Linked DNA regions of Homo sapiens: region 1 is linked to region 2. A link is a loop called in an ENCODE intact Hi-C map of the cell type or tissue named here. Cell type or tissue: PC-9. All regions are shown on one strand. Each heading gives the region's core, and the rest is flanking DNA. Links, peaks and the distances in the headings are about the cores only.

The links. A loop is a pair of places that touch in the nucleus more often than their neighbours do. Peaks named below come from ENCODE experiments on the same cell type or tissue, not always from the same donor. Only the 100,000 strongest peaks of a DNase experiment are listed, where the experiment ranks them.
Region 1: it touches region 2 in a loop (14-fold over the local background); 3 of 110 quality-filtered maps call a loop at or near these places.

Annotation. Positions count from the first base shown.
Region 1 is chr4:41,315,138-41,323,479 of GRCh38, forward strand. No RefSeq gene overlaps it. Among named protein-coding and RNA genes, the nearest start is that of UCHL1, 62 kb to the left of the region's middle. In PC-9, for the core only: no CTCF peak of the experiment used is centred there; DNase peaks (open chromatin) are centred at 484, 3,894, 4,584, 5,344 and 1 weaker place; H3K4me3 peaks cover 1,204 bases; H3K27ac peaks cover 5,809 bases.
Region 2 is chr4:41,521,841-41,530,182 of GRCh38, forward strand. It overlaps a transcript of LIMCH1 not described here. Among named protein-coding and RNA genes, the nearest start is that of LIMCH1, 12 kb to the right of the region's middle. RefSeq lists an enhancer at 3,203-3,802. In PC-9, for the core only: no CTCF peak of the experiment used is centred there; DNase peaks (open chromatin) are centred at 3,531 and 4,981; H3K27ac peaks cover 6,256 bases.

The DNA of each region.
Region 1 (8,342 bases), core at 276-8,275, 210 kb before region 2:
CATATACCTATGTAACAAACCTGCACATTCTGCACATGTGTCCCCCCTTTATTTTTTAGAAGAAAATTTTTTAAAAAAGACCTAAATAAATAGAGAAATATGTTATATTTATGGATTGATGAACTTGGTATTTTAAAAATGAACAGACAATGTAGGCTGGGCACGGTGGCTCACGCCCGTAATCTCAGCACTTTGGGAGGCTGAGGTGGGCGGGTCACGAGGTCAGGAGATGGAGACCATCCTGGCTAACACGGTGAAACCCCGTCTCTACTAAAAATATATAAAAAAAATTAGCCGGGCGCGGTGGCGGGCGCCTGTAGTCCCAGCTACTCAGGAGGCTGAGGCAGAAGAATGGCGTGAACCCGGAAGTCGGAGGTTGCAGTGAGCCGAGATTGCGCCACTGCACTCTATCCTGGGAGACAGAGCGAGACTCTGTCTCAAAATAATAATAAAAAAAATGAACAGACTAGATGTAATTGCACAACAGGTTTTCCTGCCTCCTGCAGAGACAAAACCAGTTCACTGAGACCATGGTATTCCGGCAAAAAAAAAAAAAAAAAAAAAAAAAAAAAGAGTTTAATTGACACAAGGCTGGACACACGGGAGACGGAGTTATTACTCAAATCAGTCTTGCCAAGAACTCAGAGGCTAGGGTTTTTGTGGACAACTTGGTGGGCAAGTGGGTAGGGAATGGAGGCTGCTGATTAGCTGGGGATGAAATCATAGGGTTGTGGAAATCGGTCATTTTGTGCTAAGTGCACCTCTGGGTGGGCCTGCAGGGTCAGTTAAGTCATGAGTCACAGGTCCAGGTGGGATCAGCTGGTGGCCAGAAAGTCTGAAAAAAAAATCTCAAAAGGTCAATCTTAGGTTCTACAATGGTGATGTTATCTATAAGAGAAATTGGGAAAGTCACATGTTGTGTGGCCTTTGGCCACATGACTCCTGAGCAGTAAGGGATTACAAAAACTACACCTATATTTTAGCAGAATTCAGGCCTCTCTCATAATCCTAATATTGTGGACTTTCATTAGTCTTACAAAGGTGGTTTTAGTCCCTCAACTAGGAGGGGTTTGGTTTAAGGGAGGGACTTTATCATCCTTGCTTCAAAGTTCAACTATCAACTATATTCCTCCCCAAGTTAGCTTGGCCTGTGCCTAGGAATGACCAAGGACAGCTTGGAGATCAGAAGCAAGATGGAGTCGATTATGTCAGATTTCTCTTACTGTCATAATTTTGCAAAGGCAGCTTTATAAACAGTCCAGAAACAGACAATATGCAGTCACTAGGGTTATGACAAAGGGACAATAAAGCACAAGAAAAAGAATGATCTTCATAAATAGCAATAAATCAATTGGATACCCACATAGGAAAAATGAATCACAACTTCTATACTACATGATACACAAAAATCAATTCCATATGTATTGTATGAAATGAAGCTTCTAAAAGAAAACAAGGATATCTTTATGATCTTGGTGAAGGCAATTATTTTTCAAACAGGACACAGAAAGTATAAACCACAAAGAAAATAAATCATAAAATGGACTAAATTAAAACTAACAACTTCCTTTTTAAAAAGATCCCATTAAGAGAATGAAAAAACTGGCCGGGTGTGGTGGCTCACACCTGTAATCCCAGCACTCTGGGAGGCTGGGGCAGGCAGATCACCTGGTAGGCAAATCTCCTGAACTCAACCAGGAGTTCGAGACCAGACTGGCCAATGTGGTGAAACCCCATCTCTACTAAAAATACAAAAATTAGCTGGGTGTATTGGCACACATCTGTAATCTCAGCTACTCGGGAGGCTGAAGTAGGAGAATTGCTTGAACCCGGGAGGCAAGCAAGCCAAGATTGTGCCACTGCACTCCAGCCTGGGTGACAGAGTGAGACTTTGTCTCAAAAAAAAAAAAAGCCATAACATGGGAGAAATTTGTATCTCACCTATCTGACAAAGAACTGGTCTCTAGAATATATAACTACTACAAATCAGTAAGACAATTCAACAGATACTTTCAAAGCACAAAGCAACATGGATGAATCTCACAGACATGATGAGGTCAAGGAGCCAGACACAAAAGAGTATATGTGGTATGATTGGTATGATTTAATTCATATAAAGTTTAAAAGCAGGCAAAACTTCTGTATGGCCATACTTGTTATATTTAAGGATGAGGTGGCTAGTAACTGAAAAGGGGCATGAGGGTGCTTCTGGGATGCTGGTGATATTTTATTTCCTGGTCTGGGTGTTGTATAAAGAAATGTATTCATTTATGATTTGTACACTTTCTATATATCTACATCTATATCTCTATGCTATATTTCAGTAAAAGTTTGTTAAAATGCCATATGGCTTAGTTGGAGAGAAAAGTATAGATTGGGATTGTAATGAATTATTCTCTGATGAACTATTGAACTCACCATTGTATTATCTACTGCTGCAAAACAATTATTCTGAAACTTAGCAGCTTAAAACAACAAACATTTATTATCATTCAGGGTCTCTCATGAGGTTGCAGTCTAACTTGGCTGGGGCTACAATCATCTGAAAGCTTGACTGGGACTGGGGGATCCATGTTCCAGCTCATTTGCACTGTTGGCAGGCTCTAGTTCCTTGCTAGCTGTCAGCGGGTCTTCAGTCTCTCATTACATGGCCATACAGCACCTGAGTGTCCTCACAACATGACAGCTGGCTTTCTCCAGAGTGAGTGAGCAAAGGGGGAAAGGCAGCCCAAGATGAAAGACACTGTGTTTTTAAATGACCTAATTGTGGAAGCTACATACCATCACTTCTGCTGTATTCCACTGACAACACAGATCAACCCTAGTGCAATGAAAGGGAACTACCCAAGAGCATGAAGACGAGCTGGTAGGGATCTTTGGGAGCCATCTTGTGATGGTTTCCACAGCTATCTTTCTCACAACCCTTACTAGAATATTAATGGAAATTCTAAGATTCTCACACTTCTCTCTGTTATAATTCATTAATATGTACAAAAATCTCTAGCTGCTTTCAAACTGGTGACCCCATTGGAAGAACTTGCCGGTGGGGGTGAGGAGAAACCTGAGAAGAGGGTCAGATTCTTCCATCACTGTCCCAAGGGGCATAGACTCTGTGAAGATGGTCGTTTCTAGCCTGTGATTTCAGAAATTCTGGCAGGTCCCCCTGCCCTTGGTACCTCAACATAATATGACCAGTGATCCCTGAAATAACTCCAAAGGAAACCTATGCCACTGGTGAAAGATGTTCCTTTCCTATCAAATGCAGGCACACTAGCAGCACAGTAAAGCAGTGGTTCCCAAACTTGGCTGCTCTTTAGAATTTCATGGGGAGCTGTGAAAAATGTGAATTCCTGAGTCTGTCCAGAAAACCGATTCAGACTCTCCAGAGGTGGACTTCCAGACTCTGCAGTTTGAGAAGGCTTCTCTCCATCTGTCAGAGTAAGAAAAAAATTTTGAAAATCAATAAAAAAGAAAAAAGAGAAGGCTTCTTAGGAAGTTCTGAGAGAAGAGTTGGCCAAGCATCTGACAGCTGGTCCTGCAGCGGTATTTGGAAACTACTGACATATACCATTAGTGTGTGTAGATTTCAGACCCCTTCTGGGGAGTGAGTTTCAATGTTGGGAGTGAGGGTGGGATAGCCATTTGTCCACAAAGAGCCCATTTTTCTTCCCAGCTCTCTCTGCTCAATGTGCTGAGTGAGATAGTGCTTCTCAGCCTCTTTGAACGCTTTCTTGTCCCTCTGCCTGCACTTTGGTTCCCATCACGTCAGCCTTGAAGGTGGAGTGGCCTGTCAGCACCACAGGCTTGTGACTGGAGCCACAGGATCTCCTTTATCTCCTCAGCTTCAGGCTCTGTTGTGTGAATCCAGGCTAAGAGCAGTTCAATGACTCAGGGTTAAGAGGACACACCGCCATCTCTTGACTCAGCCAGGAGATCCTTCCTCTTTGGCAATAAAAGGACACAATGCTTTGTAGAGTTGCCACTTAATATAGATGAGATTACAGTTTGTGGACTGGATGAATCTAGAGACTTGTTTTCTCACCTATGAGAAAATATGCAAGGCATGGGAACATTCTTCATAGTAGTAAAAATTGAAAATATTTGTTTTTTTCATCCATTCACTCAACAAATATTTGTTGAGCATCTCTGATCTTATCTTCTACTACTGTCTTGCTTATACCTCTCCAACCACACTAACCCCGCTGATCTTCTTAGAACAAACCAGGTACTCCTCTGCCTTAAGGAATCTGCTGCAGCCTGGAACTTTCTTACCCAGTTGTCTACTGAGCTAACTTCCTCACCTTCAAATCTTTGCTTACTTCTCACCTTCTCGATAGGGGTTAACGTGACCACCCTATTTACCCCTGCAACCAGCTTCCCTTCCTTACACTGTTCTACCTTTTATTTTTCCACAGCTCTGTTTACCTTTTAATACACTATTTCATTGATTAGGTCATCGTTTATCGTTTGAGTTCCTCTCTTGAATGTTAAGTTTCATCAGGGCAGGAATCTTTGTCTGTTTTTTTCACCATGTGTCCCTGGTACCTGGCATGGAGTCTGGCACGTAAGAGACACTTGATAAATATTTGTTGAATGAATCAACTGGGAGCCGGAAGAGCAGCATGCAATACAGATAAGATCACTGGTGTCATAGAGCTCATGATTTATTGGAGGTGAATGTAAATGAATTATTACAGAAATGCTTATTTAGTGATAATTGTGATAGCTAAGAAGGAAATATGGAGTTGTATCTGAGAGTATACGAGGGGCCCAACCTAATTAGGGGGCCAGGGATAGTTTGTTGAGGCAGCAACACTTAGCCTGAGACCAGAAGGTGGAGTGGAGTAATCCAGCTGAGGGAGCTGGGAAGACAGTGGAAAGACCCTCTTAGATTTCAAGTAGTTTTCAGTTGTCCGGCTTATAACAACCGGGCATGCTGACAACCACATGGAGGTGCCTCTCTTTTCTCTTGAAGTAGCTATTCAAACTGAGTTTCCAAAAATCTGTAGACTACCTCTACACCAACATCTGAACACCAACTTCAGAATATTTCTCTTGTTACAGATGGATGCTCTTTGATGAATAACATTTTTGATCTTCTGAATGTCTCCTTAATCAGTTGAAAACAAATTAAGTTTTCAATTGATTAAATAAATTTACTCAATCCACTGGATAAAGTTTAAATATTTATTGTATCAGTCCACTGAATAAATAAAGTTTAAATATTCTCAGCAATCAATCAAGAGTTTAAGAGATCTTATCTCAGAAACAAAACCACATAAAGGCTGAGGTAAAAGAGCTTCATACTGAGAGGAAAGCCTTAGTTGATGAGATGAGCAGTTCTCTAGGTATTCTTCCTAGCACTTGAAATAAAGTACTTTGCACAAGGCAACTAAAGAAAATGTCTGTAGGAATTAGGTCAAAGTTGTAATAGTTAGGCAAGGCACGGAGGTTTACACCTGTAATCCCAATGCTTTCAGAAGCCAAGGCAGGAGGATCCCTTGAGGGCAGGAGTTTGAGACCAGCCTGGGCAATATAGAGAGATCTGTCTCTACTAAAAATAAAAATAAAAATAGCTAGGTGTGGTGGTGCATGCCTATAGTCCTAGCTACTTGGGGGGCTGAGATGACAGAATCACTTAAACTCAGGAGTTTGAGGCTACAGTGAGCTATGTCATGCCACTGCACTCCAGCCTAGGTGATAGAGTGTGGGACCCTGTCTCTAAAACCAAAAACATTATAGCAGTTAATTCCCTTCTAGAGATCACCTGGCTGCATTAGGCAGTTTTTTCCTTTTTATTACTCAGAAGAACAAACACATTTATAAGAAAATATACAGGTATGAAATAATGAGTCAGTGGTAAATACTGTGAAAAAGATTTTGAAAGCTTCTGAGTACTAACAGATCTTAAACATTCACTTGTTAATTCACCTCTGGGAACTCAATCTTTGACCTGGAAACAAGAGGAAAAACAGCATCCTTTCTTGAGCAGTATGTTCTCAGCTTCCGAGCTGCCCAGGAGATTGGGCCCCAGATGATACCTTAGAACCAGAATCAATGCTTGTGGGAGGACCATGTAGGCTCCTTCATCAGAGGCATATAGTGATACCTCCATTAATAAAGCCTCTGGGGATTCTGTGTTCTTTTTGCTTTGTTTCTGTTTTATTTTGCTTTTTTGCTAAGTTAGCCAGGTTGTGGAGGGGAATGGTATAACTTCAACTGAGGATTGTGCTGGTTGTGACCATGTCAAAAGAAGCAGTAACTTTATCTCAGGATTTCCCTCTGTATCAGTCAGGAGAGGCTAGGTTATGCTGCTGTAACAAACAACCCCACAATCTCAGTGGCTTAAAATAGTAGAGGTTTATTTTTTCACTTAACAACACATGTCCATCTGGGGCCTGTGATGGGAAAGGCTGCCACAAAGGTCTCTGACATATCCTGGAGACATTTTCTCCATTGTCTTGGCTATTAACATTCAGTTCCTCTTTACTTATGGAAATTTCTGTAGCAGGCTTAAATTTCTCCCCAGAAAATTTTTTCTTTTCTACCACACAACCAGGTTGCAAATTTTCCAAACCTTTATGCTCTGCTTCTCTTTTAAACAGAAGTTTCAGTTTCAGATAATCTCTTTGTTCACACACATGAGTGTACACTTTTAGAAACAGCCAGGTCTCATCTTGAATGCTTTGCTACTTAGAAATTTCTTCTGCCAGATACCCTAAATCATCTCTCTCAAGTTCAAAGTTCCACAGATCTCTAGGGCAGGGACAAAATGCTGTGTCTCTTTCCTAAAGCATAGCAAGAGTGACCTTTACTCCAGTTTCCTATAAGTTCCTCATCTCCATCTGAGAGCACCTCAGCCTGGACTTCATTGTCCATATCACTATGAGTGTTTTGGTTACAACCATTCAACAAATCTCTAGGAAGTTCTAAATCTTCCATCATCTTCCTGTCTTCTTCTGAGCCCTCTAAACTGTTCCAGCCTCTGCCCATTACCCAGTTCCAAAGTTGCTTCCACATTTTCAGGTATCTTTTTAGCAATACTCCACTCTTGGTACCAATTTTCTGTAATAGTCCATTCTCACACTGCTATAAAGAACTACCTGAGCCTGGGTAATTTATGAAGAAAAGAGGTTTAATTGACTCACAGTTCCACATGCTTCATAGGAAGCATGACTGGGAGGCCTCAGGAAACTTATAATCATGGCAGAAGGTGAAGGGGAAGCAAACATCTTCTTCACATGGTGGCAAGAGAGAGAGAAGGGGGAAGTGCCACACAGTTTTAAACCATTGGATCTCATGAGAACTCACTCACTATCAAGAGAAGAGCAAGGAGGAAATCTGCCCCCATGATTCAATCACCTCCCACCAGGTCCCTCCCTCAACACTGGAGATTACAATTCAACATGAGATTTGGGAGAAGACATAGAGCCAAACCATATCACATAATTATTCATAACGGGTGGGAAAGGATGTTGCTAGTAAGTATATTATAGGTGGTCTTTTGGGTATTCTCAGTAGCTGTACGTGCTTGTTCATGTATCACATGTCTCATTAGCATCTTCAATCTCCATCCAGGGGTGTGTTTTTTACTATTATAATGAGCAAAGGGTCAATCTGAGGACAAGTAAAATTAAAATGCGCATGCTTTCTACAGGGGAAAGTCCCTGAAGATAGTTCTGCTTGGATGGGCTTGATCACAATGTGAGTACTGGGGTTTGTTACGTTGCTGGTGCAGTTGCTGTGTCCCACATAACAGACATGGTAACTGACATTGTTACCAGCTCATGTGTTGACGGTGCAGTTTTCATGTCCCAAGGACATGGTTATTTCCTTTACTATCTATCCTGACTCAATAATACTGTTACTAAACTTTGGCAGCTTGTATTTTTTTCTCTGAAATTATATTTTTAAGAGTTATCCAAGTTGACACAAGGAGCCATAGTTCATTCATTTAACTGTAAGAACAGCCCTTCTTGAACCTTAATTGGCACATGAATCACTACAGGATCTTGTTCAAGTACAGATTCTGATTTGGTATGTCTGAAGTTCTCAACTGAAGCCAACACTGCTGGTTGGGCATCACATTTTTGGAGGCAAGGCTGCATAGAATTCCCTTGAATGCATGTGGGACAATTTATTCATTTATTCCCCTGTTGATGAACTCTTAGCTTGTTTTAAGTTTATTTTTACCATTACGTAACATTACAAGTATTACAGTGAGCATTCTTTTGCATATCTCTTGGCATCCTTATGCAAGAGTTCTCCAGAGTATATACCTAGAAATGCAGTGGCTGGGTCATAGGATCTACCACTGTTCAATTTTACTAAGTACTGCTAAC
Region 2 (8,342 bases), core at 223-8,222:
AATCTTCCCTTTATGTGATAGGGAAGATTCTGCCATATAAGTGTAATTTTTACAAAGGATGAATACCATGAAATATTAAAAACAGCTTAAAAATCTCAATATATATAAAAGAGGAGTTTTGAGGCCGTGATTGCTAAAAATATTAATATAGTTCTTAGATATAGAGGACAAAAAGCATACCTCTTTAAAAGATAATTTTAAAATAATGAATTTTGGGGTAGGACATTTTGTTATTTTTTCTACTTTGCCTAATTAACAACAAAGCTCAGATCTCAGTCTGTCTGGTAGCAATGGTATTTCATCTTATTAGAAAAATCTAAAACTATTAGACAGAGTGGTTGATCTGTCAGCTCTGCAGTCATCAGTGGTCCACAGCTATTGAAAAGGGCATAGCTCCATATGTATGGATGAGGGGTCTCCAAGGTAAATTGTTCAACCTCCAAAATATATTGTTAAGTGAAAAAACAAGGTGTAGGACAGTGTGTACTATATGCTACACATATATATTTTTAAATTCTATATATTTTTTATAAATTCTCCTCTGGAAAGTCTTTCAGGTTGCCTTCAGAGAGTAGGCTGGAGTCCTGTGGTACAAAGGTGACAGTGAGATATTTTACTGTATATCCTTTTGATGCTTTTGAGTTGTCAACAACTGTACAAAAATATTATCTTAAAATTCAGTTTAAAATGACACTGTTAAAAACTACTAAGAAAAGTAATGTATCTGAGAAAAGCAAAAGTAGCGAGAAAAAGAATTTTGTACATTTAAAAATGTGGCTTTGGAGATATCATATCTATCTGTGTATTTTAAACCAGAAGATTTGGGATATTTACACCACCTGAGAGAATGCATTGATCTAAGAAATTTGGGTTCTGGGCCTGAGTGTGCTACTAACCAGCTCTGGGGAAGTCACTCAGACTTCAATTCAGACTTCACCAGGCCTCAATTTTCTGAACTATAAAATGAGAAGAGTGAATAAATTGCCTTCCAACTGGTAAAACCAATAAGTCCAAAATAAGTTATAAAGAAGCATTTTTAAAAGGTTAAATTTATGGTTAAAAAATAAGTGCATTCATGAAAAGAGCAGCCAGCTTGGCTCTCCGTGGGCAAAACAGCACTTGTGCACTCTGAGTACCGCCTCTTGGTAGCAGCATGTTGGAATTGCAGTGAAAATTACCGAGAACAGCCAATTAATCTTGCATGCAAAAATGGAATATCCTGTCTGTCACAATCACTGTAGGGACATTTCTCAACATATGAATATATGGTGGTATCAAAGTCAAAGATAGTCTAAATTCAAGACTATTAAACCATTTGAAAAATTTTTGTTACTGATCTGTAGAAATCTGGCAAGCACAGGTTCTTTATAATTTGTTATAACCTTGGATTGCATGAATTTTAACAGAGGTCAGCAAACTTTTTCCATAAAGCATCAAATAGTAAAGATTTTATGCTTTGTGGCCCCTCAGGTCTCCATTGTAACTACTCAACTCTGCAGTTGTAGCACAAAAGTAGCCATAGACAATATGTAAATGAATGAGGATGGTTATATTCCTGTTCCAGTAAGACTTTATTTATAAGTACAGGTGTTGGACCAGATTTGGCTCATGGATTGTAGTTTGTTGACCTCTCAATTATGATACACTCCTACCCTAAGTTTCTCTTTGCACAGTATTCTAAGTTACCTAATTGCCTGATTCCCGAACGTGGAAATAACATTCTACATTCTACAGCCCCTTACCTTCAATCACTTATTTATGAATAACCTACTTTGCAAATACTACACTTTACCCAATTACCCCGATGCTAACCATATTTTAATTTTATAAGTTGCTTTCCTTGTTTCTCTTCACTCTGGGTTTTTATGTCCTGAAAACAGGCAATGATAGTTGTTTCTCTTGCATTCCCTTGCTTGTGTAACCATTGTTATATAATTTCAATCTTTAGCTGAAAATCTTTTGCTCAAATATCTTTTGTACCTAGGGACTCTTGGTTAGCCTTGTTTAAAATCTTCAGAATATGATTGGCTAACCTCTTATTAAACACATTCTTCCCTTTTTAAAGTGAAACTCAACCACATTGAAAAAGCCACTCTTCTCAAAGAGCAAGTAGGGTCTGACTTAGAATGTGTCTTGGCGAATCATTTGTAAAGATAGAAACTGGTCTTTGAATTTAGTGCATCCCTGGAGAGATCCATGTCTTAGCCAGGAAAATTGGCAACAAGCCTTACCTGAGTTGTAATACCTGGTTCCAGTTCCAGATAATTCCCTCACAACCTCAATCCAGCTCTCCCCCTTGTCCTTTTCCTTGAAGCCCTCCTCAGTCTCTACCTTTTCTCATCTCTCAACATTTCTAAATTCTAAAACTTCACCTGCCGTGGACCAACTTGATGTTGGCAAAGCTCTTCACTTATATGCATGAAGGCTGATAGATTATTGAGATTTACTATATGCTTTAAATTCACTGCTTTTCCTATCCAGCAATTTAGCTGTAGCCCCGGATAAAGGTGATTTGTGTGATCCATCTTGCTTTATGTCTCACTTGACATTCTGCCTTTTTCATGACAGGTTGCTGAATGCTATAAAGCCAGGACTTGTTAAAAAGATCAATAGATTGCCTACCCCCATTGCAGGACTGGTGAGTACGTGGAATTGAGATTTATTTTCCAATATTCCTTTGCTCTAACCTAGGGGTCATGACAGCACCATTTATTACAGTTCTCTCCTGCAATATATATTCCACTTGAATGAGAACGCATTGAATCCATTAAACGAAGAGGTCACTTAAAATGAAAGATTGCAGTCATGCCTAAATGGCATGTTAATCTTTGTTTGTGTTTTTTCCATGAGTGATAAGGACCTTCATTCTCAAAGAGCTAAATTTGTTTTGGTGTGAGAGGCTGATAATTAGGTTGACCCTTGGGGGAGGAATGTGATTTTAATTACGTTTTCTCATTTCAGTTCATCACTGCATTCCCCTAGAATGGAGGGTAGGGGAGGTAGAGAGAAAGAGAATTTTAAGAGAAAACAGTCGTTTTATAATAAATTGCTGCTTTCAATATTATAATCTACTTGGGTTGAAATACCACAATTGTAGGCCAACTATCCTGAAGACATACTGGGGCACTAAGGTGGTCTAACGTCATCTGGAGAACTGTTTAAGCAGAATCCTTGCCCTTCTGAACCTATCCACATAAAATCTAAAACTTACATGTTCATATGTGGTTAGAAGCAGAATATTTTTTTCATGCGTTGATATGTCTTATAATTCTTGGCAACTAATTTTTTAATTGCTTCATCGATGTTGCCTTTGTGTAGAAAAAGGAAAGAAGTAGAAGATGAGGAAGACAATCAAATCTTAGTTTTGGAAGGAATTGGCATATGTGTGTGTGCGTGCACACGCGCGCGCACACACACACACAGAGCAGAGGAAGTATGTAGCTCGGTAATGACTCACTGATTGTTTCCATTGTGATCGCCTTCTGCGCATGTAGTTTTGCAGAAAGCAATGAGAAGAATGTCAAGAATTTAAGCAGGATCCTACGTAGACCTTACTGATTGTTGTTAAAAAGCTTCTTAGCCATATCACGATGACTAATTGAAATTAGATGTGACAAAAAACCAATTGTGTTTGAGAATTGTGGGGGGTCCTTGTGGGAAGGTACATGGTTTCAGCAAGTTGAATGAAATAGATGTTTTCTTTAAGAACTGCTATTTCTGTGGATGCATTTTATTCCCCATATTGGTTGGTAGTGAGCTGGTGATTAGTCGTTAAAAATCTTTCTAATTTTGTTCTTCAGAATCATGTAACCAAATAAGTTAGTTAATATCGAGATAGATACATATATTTGGAAGGAATATATTTGAATAGTTCTATAAAATAAATAATATATAAGTATTATATATCAGTGTATACATATATCAATTATTTTAAAACATTTAGTAAATTCACCTCTTCCAAATGTTAAAGCCAAGGTCTTAATGATCCTGATGAACATCTGTTTGTCCCTAAGCCTATGGCAACTCTGGACCCTGGAGCTCTGGGGTTTAATGTTATAGAAGCAAAATTTGCAGCATAAAACTAAGGAAGGCCCCAGGAAAATCCAGATGAGGAGAAACAAGTCACTCCCAGTCCAGTAGCTAAAGAGAAAAGGCTTTCAAAACCTCAATTTAAAATGGAAATCATAAATAATTTTAGTAAAATTAACTGTTAGGGGCACATGCATTTGTCTTTATATTATTTCCTATCATGGATCAAATGTTGTTTCTCACATATTGCCTCTGTCTTGGAGCATTTGGGCAACTTGATACAAGAAGACAAGGTGACCTCATCTTCTTTCCTTCTATTTATGTTCTTGACTAGTATTCCTCTACTTTCTTTTTTCATTTGGATTTCCTTTTCACTTTGTCCTTGCTATCGCTTTTTTTTTTTTTTTGCCCCTTTCAATGAACACCTCCCCTGCTTACCGTCACCCTGTATCATTTATATTTTCTTAACTAATTTATCATCTTTAGTCCAAAAAAATACTTTCTTAAGTAAAGTCACCTACTAACCCATTCACTAGTGACTCCTGAATCTACAAACCTGGTCAAACTCTTTTCCTTTGCTCCAGTTGCCTTGAGATCAACATTTCCACAAAAACCAGAGCACTTGTGGCCCTGGTGGGAAACAGATCGCCATCCCGCAACCCCCTGTTATGTTCATGTACTTCCACGGTTCTCGCGTCATGCCTGTGCCTCCCTCTCTATGCTCATATTCTTGACTGTGTCCATGACTTCAGCTCTCCATGATATTGACCCAAAGCAGCATTTCTCATCAAGTACTCTCTCCTGAACTCCAGACCTCGTGTTCTGTCTATTGGACAGTTTCATCTCGGTATCCTACTGGCACCTCAAACTTAACATATTCAAATGGGACTTGCATCACCAGTCCTGTGCACCTATTTCCCAATGTAAGTGAAGGCATCATAGACATGCAGTTGCACCAGTTCAGCTATCAAAGAATTTTCCCATTTGTCTACTTGTCTGCATTTCCTTGGCCACTGCCCCAGAGCAGGCCATCCTCATCTCTTGCCTGGACTATAATAGTTGACTCACAGTTCTGCAAACACTCTTCACTCCCATGAATGGTGCCTTTTCTTGTGATATGTGTTATTCATTGAATACTTTCCTCCTGCTCTTCTTGACAAAATTATATTTGTCCATCAAGATCTAACACAGACTAACACATCTTTTAAGTTAAAAAATAAAATAAATTAAATAAAACTAAAGATCTAATGCAAAACAGCCTCCTTTGTGAAACCTTTAGTATTTATAGTCCATTATGATCTTTTATTATAGAATACAGAGAATATCCCCTGGTATAGGAGAAAATGAGTTAATACTCGAGAGAGATAAAAGTAGCTCTGTTCTGAAATATATTTTGGAAAGTAAGATTTTGAATAACTATGGTTAACAGTTTGAAATTAAAGGCCTGCAAGTGGTTTCGTATTCATGTCAAGACACTATGTCTTTAAGTAGTTGGCCATGATCAAACTTACCGATATCTATAATGGGTCCAAATGATGTTAGATGTCCTGGTGATGCACTAAGAAATCACAGCAGTTCTCAGGAAACAATACGACAAATCCACATTAAGGGACATACTGCAAAACAGCTGGCCTGTCCTCTTCACCACTGTCAGCGTCATTAAAAATACTGCCCCGTCCTCGGCCGGGCGTGGTGGTGGCTCACGCCTGTAATCCCAGCACTTTGGGAGGCCGAGGCGGGCGGATCACGATGTCAGGAGATTGCGACCACGGTAAAACTCCGTCTCTACTAAAAATACAAAAAATTAGCCAGGCGCGGTGGTGGGCGCCTGTAGTCCCAGCTACTCAGGAGGCTGAGGCAGGAGAATGGCGTGAACCCGGGAGGCGGAGCTTGCAGTGAGCCAAGATTGCGCCACTGCACTCCAGCCTGGGCGACAGAGCGAGACTCCGTCTCAAAAAAAAAAAAAAAAAAAAAAAAAAACTGCCCCATCCCCAAAAGGCTGGAAAACTGTCGTAGATTAAAGATGACTAAGGAAATATGACAGCCTCATACAGTGCATGATCCTTAGTTGGGAAAACGCAACTATAATAGACATTATTGAGACAATTAGGGAAATTTGAATATAAATTGAGTATTAGATAATAGTATTCTCTCAGTGTTGGATTTCCTGTATGCGATAGCTATCTTTGTGTATATAGGAGAATACTATTGATCTTAGATGGCAAATATATATGCTGGAGTATTTTGAAATGAAATGTCATGTATACAACCAATCCTCAATATGTTTAGCAAAAAAGTCTGGGTACATAATATATAATTTCATATACACATAGAGATAAGAAGGAAGGAAAGGAAGGAAGGAAGGGAGAGAGGAAGAAAGGGAGGAAGGGTGGAAATGTGGCAAAATACTGTCTCTAGATAAAGGGCGTACGGGGGTCATGGTACTATTCTTGCAACCTTTTGGTAGGTTTGAAATTTTTCAATATAAAAAGTTGAGGATTAAAATACATTAATTCTCTTATTTTCAGGGGAGACATAGGAAACCTCAAATAATTAATGGGTTTGAAGATGGCAGAGATCATCTTGTTAGTAGAGATGCAGCCTTTGTGTGAGGGTATTTTTCAAACAATATTTTCTTCTTCCAAATATTCATGACAGTCAGGAAAGGGCAGATAGAAAAATCCCTGAAATACTTCTGAATACATCAGGTTGGTTTTTTCACTTTGTCAGGGGTTGACAGGCCACTGACCGTCTGTTGATCAAGAAGTCCATAGTAGCAGGGGCCATAGAGATCTGAGAAGTGTGGCCAGAGGGTTTTCTATGCCTGGAAGCCATGCCCGTGTGTCTTAATGGGCTAGTGTTGAGAAGCCAATCCATTAAGATGGCCCAGCTGCTTGACTTGAAGATAAATAAAAAAGTGTGTTTTCACATAGCAATATCAAATTATAAACATATGTAGATTTACAAAGGCATGAATAGGTGTATTTTAGCCCCTGAGTTAAGCTGTGGTTACAAAGAATTCAGGGGTGAAGGTGTTAAAACAAAGTAGTTGAAAATCATTTCCTGGCAAGAATGCAAAGACCCTGAATCCGGGTCTGCATTTCTTCTGCAACGATTGCTGACATATGAAGCCGTGTGGTGACTGCCTGCAGATGCTTGCATTCTCTTTTAGGTGTTAGTGATACTGTTTGCTGCTGCCAGAGAGAAAGTCCTCAAATTTAGGTCTTGGCATACCAAAGGTTTTTTTTTAAAATGCTGCACTTCAGTCTGCTAGCTCATCAGTATTGTACTATCGAGCCACATCTTGAAACTCAATTTAGTGGTCATCAGAGATCATGCTAAATGTTGTTTCATCCCAGGAGCTTTAGGTTTTGTGCAAAAGCCATGAATGTATGAAATCTTTGCTTATGATAGGAGTTTGGGGATTAAGCCTTTTCTTGCACAGATTTGAATTGTGACAGCCGTCGTGTGTGCACATATGCACATGTGAAGTATAATTGGAAATAGGTGATATTTGCGGATTCTGCCCCTGAGTGCTGAACCTTCTTAGAGTTGTCATGAAATACTGTTTGATTTTTCCATGGGTCTGTAAGGATAAAAGTGATCTGAGGAAAAGACAATTTTACGTCTTAGATGTATCTTAGAAGGACATCTTAGATGTGTTTGTTTTGCAGATGAGGACATGTGGGTCCATAAAGGGAAATTATTTGCCCCACATTAGACAAACAGTAAAAGATGAGATGGATCCCGAGCCCTGGCCACCCCTCTCCTTGGTTATTACATATACACTGTTCCCAGTTGAAGATGGGACACATTTTAATGACATTTTATTTTACCTTTTTTGAAAAAGAGAGGAAGGCAAAAACTCATTTTTTAAGTTCATCTCTTTTTTTTCTTTCTGTCGGCCAATACCTACAAAATATCTTTCTGAGCTCTGTGAAAGGCCTTACTTCATGTATCACTTCTTAGCCTGATGAACGATGGAAATTTGACGCTAGCTGAAGGTCAGAAGCAGAAGCAGGAATGTGACTGGTCAGATGATCCTACCATTCAGTAACCCTAACCCACTCAGAAACGCATTTTGGGGAAAAGGATGTACTTTTCTCTAATCAAAGATAAGATTTCAAATATGGTTAGAGCTTCCTGCCATGGAAAAAAATGTAAGTTTCCATAAGTTCTTTAGACTTTAGGAAGCTTTCAAAAGTTATCTGCTTTAGTTTATGAAAACTGACATCAGAACAGTTGCCATTTCATCGAGTGAGATCAGAGTAGGGGAAGTGATGAAAGAGCTGTAGTGATTTCCACATTATGAG